Regions from separate parts of the Homo sapiens genome. Here region 1 is linked to region 2. Evidence: chromatin contacts called from ENCODE POLR2A ChIA-PET data. All regions are on one chromosome and are shown on one strand. Each heading gives the region's core, a stretch centred on a gene start or an enhancer-like site at or near the end of the contact. The rest is flanking DNA. Distances are from core to core; before and after follow the strand shown.

Region 1 (5,040 bases), core at 1,446-3,945, 210 kb after region 2:
GGTGGTTTATGTGATAGGTTTGAGAAAGTTGACTTATGAAGCTGTATGCCTATTAATAATGAAGAACACACACATAAAACACACACACGGGAATAACCAAGAAACTTGTCATCTAGCTCTTGAATCAGAGATTTCTCCATTATCAATACCAGCAGAAGTCTTGAACCATTAGCATGCTATGGGATCTTGGACTGGGACCATCAAGGGGCAAGAAAAGGACAATGACAAATTTATTAAACAGGAAGAGGTGGGGAGGAGAGAGGGAAAGAGAGAGAAAATCTTTCCAACTCAAAATGTGTATGAAATAAAAATTTAGAAACTCTTGGGCAAATTTCACAATAGAAAATTCTGATAATCAACTCAACTTGGTAAAATTAGTTTTGGTTAAATGAAAAGAATAATCTGACAAAGACTTCAACGTGAGTTTTTGGAATTGCTTAGAGTTGTAACTGTAGATATACATAATAATCCAAACTATGACTAAAACCAGATAGAAATTATAAATATACTTTTGTATGCAAAAAAGTACTAATTAGACATCCTTAATTGAAAAATATGGTCACAGGAATGCCTGTGCTGACAAGAGACACGAATTCTGAAAAAATTTTCTGACTTTTCTACAGCTTCTCACAATTTGCCAAGTTCCACCTGGTAAGGGCAGACACAGATAAGGAGAGCAAGGGAGAACATCCTTCTCAAAGACTCCCCTACCTAATTTTCCTAGAAAAATCTACTAAGAAGAGAACTGGCATGAAACCCTGCCCTTTACTATGAAATTATTCCTGGATGTGAATATTTAGAATTTCTACCATAGCAAACAATTTTCCTGAGTTAAAAATTGTTTCTAATGGCAAACAGTCCTTTTTTTTTTTTTTGCAAGTGAAAGGCTTTGTAACCTCTAAATAGTGTCCTTCACAATTAAAAACACAGGCTTTGGGGCTGGGTAGACCTGGGTTTGCTTCCAGCTTTGCCTTTTACTCAACATGAGGTTGTAGGCAGTATTTGTGTGCTCTATATTTCCTTATCTGTTAAGTGGGGACATCGACTACCACTTAGCTTGTAGAGACACTGAGGACTAAAGAAGTAATGCATGGGAAGTCTTCTTTTTGCAAATTTGGTTTCAGTGCAGGTAGAAACTCTCTTACTCAGGGTCAAGCTGGAATGCCTTGGACATTACTACCTGCTTGAGCCTTTTGTGTGACAGGAACTGATGCCAGCATTGTTCATTTACCTCTTTTACTTGCTACTTAATCCAGGCCTGTCAAGGACTCCCCATGTAGATGCAGCCAAACACGCCTGAGAAGATGCCAGCTGAATAAAGCCCTCACCATCCCCTTCACTGTTTCCTATTGTTTGTATTTTGATAATCTCACAAGCTCACTACAAACTTTCACTATTTAAAAAGTGCTCTGTTAAGCAATGAGAAGTCACATGCACATTAGAGAGCTGATTTTTGAAACTGAGAGTTGGCTGTGGGTGCCGGCATTGGCAGTGTAGATGTGGAAGCAGGTACCTGCCCGGGGGGAGCAGGGCTGGTCCATGCACAGTTCTATGGGAAGGATTTGAGGACTTCTCTGTGAGAGGTGCCATCACATTTTAATTACCACCAAGCTTGCTTGGCAATGCGTCCTTTCTTGGCAACATGTGAAAAAATAATTTTGCAAACTGGAAGGCAGACTGGTGGTTGAATTCTTCTTTGAAAAAGAGACTCTGTGGTGCCCAGAGGGAAATGATATTTTAAGCTTGCCACAGGGCTCCATGTTGCACTGAGAAAGACATTTCTCCATGCTATTTTGTGCTCCACAAAGCACTGGGAAAGTCAAGGCACACATGAGAACAAAACTTTCGCAGTGGGGAGTAATTTGAGATTACATCCTTGGGCCTGAAGGAAAACCTTGAGATGACCATAGTTTGTACTGATTCCCTTTTCCCAGGCTCCTGTGCTGGTAACATGGACAGGGGTTTGTCCTTCTCCACCTGCCTCTGCCAAGCACTTCTTGGCCGGACTCTGTCTCTCCACACCACCTGGGGCAGTCTGGACTCCCAGAGCGTGGGAGAGTTTTGTCACTTGCCTTACACAGATAACATAAATAAAATGTTTTCCAAAGCAGACAGACACTTGGGTAATTCTTTTGGAACACTTAGTTCATGACGTTCCAGTAAATTATTGCATCAGTGGAGAAGAATGGTGCAGGGCACGAGGGAAAACTTTAAAAGAAAAGTACAAGAGCGAGTTTAGGCAGATTAGCAAATGGCAGAACAGCCACGGCCAACCAATGGCCACAGGTCATTGCAACCTGTGGGGGGCTCCACTGTGGAGGGAGAGAAGTGCTCCATGCATATGTCTCTGTCCTGCCATGCATGCTCCTAAGACACTTGGAGTGCTTTGGAGGCCAATAAACAAGGGGGACACCCCAGCTCCTTTAAGGGCTGGAGGAAAGAATTGAGTATTGAACTCAATGATCTTTTAAAAATCAGGAATAAACCTACATTATTGTCCTCCAGTCCCCTAATCGATGGCACAGATGTGGGAAAGAGCTTGGCTGAAAGTGCTATGAAGACTTCCTGAGTCTTTTCCTCAGCTTCCTTTGTGTGCTGCAAAGCTAGACTGAATGAGCACCCAGAGAGAGAGGGGTGACTCACGTAGGTCAGGAAGCTGGTTTCAGTGGCTTGAGGGACTGGTCTCTGCCCCTATTGTGAGTGAGACTGATGGAGCTACAGGACAGACAAAGGTCAGTCTAACCCCCTCAGGCCTTTCTTACTCACCAGGCTGGGTCAGGCAGTGAAATTAGGGCCCAGTCACTGTGCCTTATTTCACTTTTCCTGGCTCTGCAATGTAGACGGCAACTCCTGAATGATTAAGTAAATTCTCCCTTACACTTTTCTAGTGAGTTTTATGTTGGGGCTAAAGGTGTATATCTGGGCCATTCCCTTTGACCAGTGTCTTAGTGATTTGTAGTTTGAGATTAGGTAGAAAACTGATTTTTTCCTTTCTTAATGGAAAGAAACAGGTGCAATAGAAAACACGTTTCAGTCTTAAAACGTCTGCAGCACCTCCTGTGAGTACTGATGGTTGGTTCATACCCATCTGGTGAATGCCACAGGTGGCTTCAGGGGAGAAGGGAGGCTGTGTGGGAGCCATGCTTGAGCAGTAAAGACCCAGGCCTCGGAGGCAGGCACTTGGAGCTCCCCACGCACTGGCTGGGGCAACCTAGGGGATGTTGCCTGACCTTTCTGAGTCTCCCTTTCCTCATTTACAGAATGCAAACTGTACTAATAGTGCCTATTGCACAGGGTTATTGGGAGAGTTAACAGTGATAGAGCTGAGTCTAATTTTTACCCTTAGCCCGTGCCTGCGTGTGAGTGAGCTCTACTGTTAGTATTGGTGATCATACAAGTATTAGTATTTGCATGGCTGGAGGTATTCGATAGCAGCAAATCCCCAATTCTGAGAATAAGACTGCCCCCGAAGCTTCTCTGTGAGGATCTGTCCAATGGTCACAGGAGGAGGAAGTCTGGCCCAGGGACAGGACAAGGATGCAACAGGAAGACCAAATGGCCCCATTGGGACTCATGCCCAGCTCCAGGGGAAACAGGAACTTCTATGACTCTGCTTCTGCCTATGTCACAAGTGCCTGAACAACTTGCTAAGAAGGCCGGGCAGATGAACCAGCTTGTTCCAGGCTCTCTCAGTGCACCCGATGGGCAGACATCTGCATCGAGTCCAGGGGGATCCCTGATCCCAGGTTCCTCTGCCCAGCCCTGTGAGGCCCATGCAAGAGGGCAGGGCTGAGGCTGGAACAGTGAGCGCTGCAAAGTGTTGCAGAAGAACGATTTTCAGTAGGAAAAGGGGAGCAGCAAGAAGATCTAACTAGTGGTGTTTGTATGTGGTGTATATACCTCAATTATAGTTCACGTAATCCCAGCACTTTGAGAGGCTGAGGCGGGCGGATCACCTGAGGTCAGGAGTTCGAGACCAAACTGGCCAACTTGATGAAACCCCATCTCTACTAAAAATACAAAAATTAGCTGGGCATGTTGGCGGGCATCTGTAATCCCAGCTACTCAGGAGGCTGAGGCAAGAGAATCGCTTGAACCTGGGAGGCGAAGTTTGCAGTGAGCCGAGATCGCACCATTGCACTCTGGCCTGGGTGACAGGAGTGAAACTCCATCTCAAAAAAAAAAAGAAAGAAAGAAATACCTGAGTCTAGGTAATTTATAAAGATAAGAGGCTTCATTGGCTGATGATTCTGCAGGCTGTACAGAAAGCACAGCAGGGACATCTGCTCAGCTTCTGGGGAGGCCTCAGGGAGAATTTACTCACGGCAGAAGGTGAAGGGGGAGCAGGCACCTCACATGGCAGAGCAGGAGCAAGAGAGAGAGAGCGAGTGGGGAGATGCCACACACTTAACCAGATCTCCTGAGGACTCACTACCATGAGGACAGCACAAAGCAATGGGGGGTCCACCCCTATGAGCCAAACATCTCTGGCCAGGCCCCATCTCTGACACTCGGTGTTACATTTTGATATGAGATTTGGTGGGGACATATATTCAAACTACATCAGCAGGCTAAAGAGAGTTTTTTCCCAGAAGGGTCCCTTTGTATGGCAACTGCCCTTCCGGTGGGGCCTCGCTGCCAGGCACCAGGTCTGACCTTGCAGAAGTGCCATCTTGGTGAGATTCCTGGTTGCAGGATGTAGTGGCAAACCTCAGGGCAGAAAAGGAGTGGGTGTGAGGACACTCATGGGAGAGCCAGTCTCAGAGAGAAGGTGGGAATGGAAATTGTCCTGGGGTCTGAGAGCAGGAGCAGCCATCTATCTTGTACTACAAGACAGGACGCAGAGGGAGGGGAAGGGTGTACTGCTGGGGGCTACAGGGGTGCTGGGGGTGGAGCAGCAGGCAGAACAGAGGTAGGAGGCTGCTCCCATTGCTGCGAGATGCCCCTCCTCCCGCTGTTCTGGCTTCGGAGCCCTGTGGGGTGGCAGGTCGGGAGGTGTCCATCCAGCTGACCTGGGGCAGGCGTCCGTGCCCTGGAAGT
Region 2 (5,176 bases), core at 1,332-3,831:
CCCATCTCTACTAAATATACAAAAATTAGCCGGGCATGGTGGCAGGCACCTGCAATCCCAGCTACTCAGGAGGCTGAAGCAGGAGAATTGCTTGAACCCAGAGGCAGAGGTTGCAGTGAGCTGAGATCACGCCATTGCACTCCAGCCTGGGCGACAAGAGCAAAACTCTACCTCAAAAACAAACAAACAAACAAAGAAACAAAAAAAACAGACGAATGCAATAAAGAATGCCTACAACTCAACAACAAAAGACATAAGCAACCTCATCTAAAAAGGCACAAAGGGCTTGAATAGACTTTTCTCCAAAGAAGATATACGAATGGCCAAAACGCACATGAAAAGGTCCTCAACATCACTAGTCGTTAGGGAAATGCAAATCAGAACTGCAACAAGATACCACCTGACACTCATTAGGCTGACTGATATAAAAAATAAAACCACAAGTATTGGTGAGGATGTGGAGAAACTGGAACCCCTGAGCATTGCTGGTAGGCATGCAAAATGGTGTTGCTGTGGTTGAAAATAATATGGTGATTCCTCAAAAATATTAAACATAGAATTAACATATGACCCACTTCTAAGCATATAATAGCAACTCCACTTCTAAGCATATAATACAAACTAATCAAAAGCAGAGGCTCAGGTACTTCTATACCCATGTTCATAGCAGCACTATTCACAATAGCCAAAAGGTGGAAGCAACCTAAGTGTCCACTGATGAATTAATGGATAATTCATCAACAGACAAACAAAATGTGGTATATACATACATGGAATGTTAAGGGACACGGTCTCCCTCTGTCACTCAGGCTGGAGAGCAGTGGTGTGATCAAAGCTTGCTGCAGCCTCAAATTCATGGGATCAAGCAATCCTTAGCCTCCCAGGCAGCTGGGACTTATGGGACTAGAGGAGTTCACCACCATGCCCAGATAAAAAGCTCACTTCTGAACATCCTACAGTTATACAACTGGATCATCTACTGTGCTACTTTAAAGAGTTCAGATTCTAAATCATCAGCTGATTTATCAAAATATGTGATTCATATTCACAGATAATGAGGAATAGTTTTATAAGCCAGTAGATAGATAGCAGCTTTCTGTCTATAATAACTAAAGACTTTCTCATTAACCGTTGTCAGATGATTAAGAAATTGTATCAATATCTGTTGTCTTTTTGCTTCCCTTGATTAAAAGGGCCTACTAACAAGTTTGGCTTGCTGTGGTGGTTTCACATTGTTCTTTTAATGTCGAAGGTTAAACCCTCCTTTGCAAGATTATCATTATAAATAATATATTAAAATTTGTTTATTTTAATTAATGAAAATTTAAATAATCTTCATGATAAAGCTTAAACTTCTTTATTGGACTATAGTTCAGAAAAATCGTTCAAGCAGAGTCAAAAGTTTACTCATTCTAAAGTCAACATTTTTCTTAACAATGCCAATATTTACACTTCTGGATCCAGCAGCTGAAGTTGAACGTCTTTGTGTTTCCGATTATATGGGTTGTTTTTTGTTTTTCCATGTTAGGGCAACTTGTACTAGTTAAATTAAAATGATACAACTGTCATAAACTTCAAAAATGTTGCACCCAATAACACTTTTTCTGAAAAGTACATTGGGTGTTCCTAACTGAAACTCTAGAGTCTAGCAGACTGTAGATGATACTCTTAGGCCCTCACCTCGCAGCTAATTGCAAATTATGTTTATGGTGGATTTAAACTGTAGAGCGTTTACCCTCCCTTCTGAAAAGATAGTCAAATAGACATCTTCTAACCCAATGCCAGTAAGCAGATGACCAAATGACACATCCGTGACCAATCCATGCTCACCTTGTCTATCCCGCATGGCATGTGGCTCATCACACATGGCAACGTACTAAGTGCATGCTAAGAACCCATGCAATCCACTCTCATATTTCCTTTTCTGTTCTACTGTATTTATTAAAAACGCTTTTCATGACCTACTAACTTGATTTCAAGACCCGGTAACAGGTTGAAACCTACAGTTTGAAAATAGGGCAGGGCTGTGTTTGGGCTTGTGGTCAACATCGGGGTCACCAACTTCAGTTGGAGGGCCCGCTCCCTCACGTCCCCTCCCATGCCTGCCCCTTCACATCCAAGTGCTGTCCAGGGCACAGAGAGGCTGGCCCACTGGCCTTTCTCTTTCTATTCCCTCTTCACCCCTCAGTCCTCATTTCTCTCCTCCCTGACTCAGGAGAGCCAGAAACATTCCCAGCAAACACCACAGCTCTTATGCCACCTCTTCCTGTGACTCCCGCTCTTTGAAAACACAGCTCATCTGCTTAAAGGAACCTAGCCAGCCCGGAAACTGTGTGAGGCTGGAGGGAAAGTCATGTGACTGTGCCACATGAATCCTTTCTTTTGTTATTTAGCCACAAATCCAAAATGTGCATTTAACAGTACTAGAACATTTTACTGCATTCCTTAGGAAATCTACATTGAACGTGTGTTTCAGAATTTCTCCTCTCTCCCCCAGAACACTGGCCCCCACTTGCCAGTCACTCAGATGACAGTCGCATGTCTGCCACACCTGACCCATTCAAGTGGCACACCATTCTAGCTCATCGCCCTGGTGTATCTTCTCCATGGCAACAACCACTTCCTGACAGCTTCACTTTTGAGACAGTCACAAACCCCATCTTGTTCAAGAACTCAGTCTTGTTCCCTGCCATACCCAGAACAGCAGATAGTAACAGGGACCCAAGAAAGATCTGCTGACTAATAAGGGTAAGTTGTACAATTAATGATGATTGGGTTAAATAATAAAATTCAATTCAAAATTTAAAATTTTAGAAAGACGTTTTGAGTCTTAAATCATCATAGAATTGTTTTTTTAAAAGCTGTACCTTCCATAAAAGCCAGAAGATCCTACTCTTTATTAAGAAAAATATAATTGAGCAATGTTCACGGTATATTAAAATAATCACATGTAGAATGGAAAACAATATTTACATTCTAAGCCATAATAAAAACATTAAAAGAAACTCATAATTCTTTAAACATCAAAGGGAAAATAGATGAAGACACATTCATTCGAAACCCAAACAATTTGCAACAGAAGAGAGAAGACATAGCAGTAAATGTCAGTCATCCAATTCTCCTTTTCAAAATAATATTCAAAACCATTCTAATGAAAAAAAAAAATACCCAAGGCAAATAGAAAAGCTTTAAAAAGGGAGCTAGAAAAGAAAAAGACAGAATGGACAGATATAAAAACCAAACACAATGCAAACAAAATAAAAGCAATGGTAGCAATGATAGTCAAGTGTCACTTAAAGCAAAGAAACAATAATCCAAATACTAAAAAGCATTGATAAAAGCATAATTGATAATGAATAAAAACAGTATTATCCTCCAAACAGCAAAGTATCAAAATACAAAGAGCTAAAATTAGAAGCAAGTTTAATAAAAAGTTTACACTTCAATAAAAAGTTTACATTAAAAACAAACACTATGAGAGTCTCAAGGAGAAAACGAGGAAAACTAGTTGTTGCAGATGTTGGTCTATTATGTAGGACAAAGAAATAAAATTGGAATGAGTAATGAGAAGGCATTAATTGATATTTATGAAAAACAGGCATTTGCAAATATTTATAAACATTTGCAAAATTATTATTTTTTAAAAATACTAAACCACAAAGAAGAGTAGTGCATTTTACAAAAATGCAAAGATCTCTGGAGTTGCAGAACACGGCCCCAAGGAAAAACCTGTTACATGCTGCCTCCTCCCAGCCTGCATGCAGCTGCAGACAGGACCCCAAATGTCCAGCACTGAGACAGGGACCGTAGGCCAATGTGCCAAGGGGCTCCATGCTACATCCAAATAAAGAAAACCAGAAATTAGGAACATGTGTTTAAAAAAAAAAAAAAAAAAAAAAAACGAAGGCACTTGAAAATTAAAAACAAGCTCTGGCCTAAATAAGTGGTTCAAGGAGGAAATAAAGATACAATACAGTCCTAGACAATTAGGACAATGCACACCCCCATGTGTCAAGACAAATAAAATGAAGCAAGAGAAATAAAAGAAGAAAAACTCATGCCATGAAATGCATATTTTATAAAGACAAAATAAATGAACACCAACCCATCCATCTTGAACCAGAAAGAGGGAAATATACAGTCAAAAATCGGAAAGCAAAGCATGACAAAATTGAAATCCAAGAAATATAATAAAAGACAAATCTCTTAAATGTATAGTCAAAAAAACATACAAAATTTTAAACAATGAAATACAATGATTTTTAATCACACAGTAATTTTTATGCACACCAGTAAAGAAATAAATTTTGAACATTACTGAAATTTTAATTTTTACAAAAAAAAAAACCCAAATCAGAATCATCTAAAGTAAAAACACTTAAAATATAAACAGTGAAGATGAAACTGAGTAAAACCCAAACTCCACCCACCTACCAATATAAAGAAAGTGAATGGACTTGGATGGAAGAACCAATCAATGACCATAATTTGTCAAGGGAAGGAAAGAAAGATTCTGAAGCACCTGTTAATAACAGGCACTTGGCTCAGTGCTTTTTATGTATTTGTCTATGTGTAAACACACGCGCACGCGCGCGCGCACACACACACACACACACACACACACACACACACACACACACATACACGGCATCCATTCCCACTGATCACAACAAGAAAATGAAGTGCTGAGATGAAGGCCAAGGGCTGGTGATGGGACTCAATGAAGGAGACGAAGCTCAGTGCAGGAGTCCATGCTCTTAACCAGGATCCTACAAGTCCTAGGGTTTTCAAATGATGGTCCCCGGACATACAGCATGGGCATCACCCGGGTGCTTGTTAACACACAAATTCTGGAGCCCAGACCCTGACCTACTAAACCAGAAACTCAGTGGAGGGGGTGTGGTCCCATAACATGTGTTTCTGCAAGCCCTTGCATGATTCTACTGCTGACATAGTCCCAACTACTGGACTGCATATTACATCACTAGGGGGAAAGGGGAAGACTCTGCATGCCCAGGCTGCATCCCAGACCAAGGAAAATGAATCTCGGGGATGGGGAGGGGGTGGGGGGTAATAGTGTTAAAAGCTCCTCAGCTGTTTCCAAAGGTAAGCACCACCACTCTTTTCTTTAAATTACTGTTGGTTTCTATGATGTCTGCAGGGGGAAAATATTGGG

What was found. ChIA-PET counts read pairs that join two places held with the same protein, here RNA polymerase II (POLR2A).
Region 1: POLR2A ChIA-PET joins it to region 2 with 10 read pairs in activated CD4-positive, alpha-beta T cell. The contact joins two enhancer-like sites. POLR2A ChIA-PET finds 5 or more read pairs at or near these places in 3 of 52 experiments (K562, activated CD4-positive, alpha-beta T cell and common myeloid progenitor, CD34-positive).

Annotation. Positions count from the first base shown.
Region 1 is chr7:50,951,344-50,956,383 of GRCh38, forward strand. No RefSeq gene overlaps it. Among named protein-coding and RNA genes, the nearest start is that of GRB10, 170 kb to the left of the region's middle. Within about 2 kb of position 2,696, at least 8 of the 41 ENCODE cell types and tissues checked have a DNase peak (open chromatin) inside an H3K27ac peak, as active enhancers do.
Region 2 is chr7:50,737,675-50,742,850 of GRCh38, forward strand. The region is part of intron 3 of GRB10 (growth factor receptor bound protein 10); the gene reads right to left. Among named protein-coding and RNA genes, the nearest start is that of GRB10, 43 kb to the right of the region's middle. Within about 2 kb of position 2,582, at least 4 of the 41 ENCODE cell types and tissues checked have a DNase peak (open chromatin) inside an H3K27ac peak, as active enhancers do.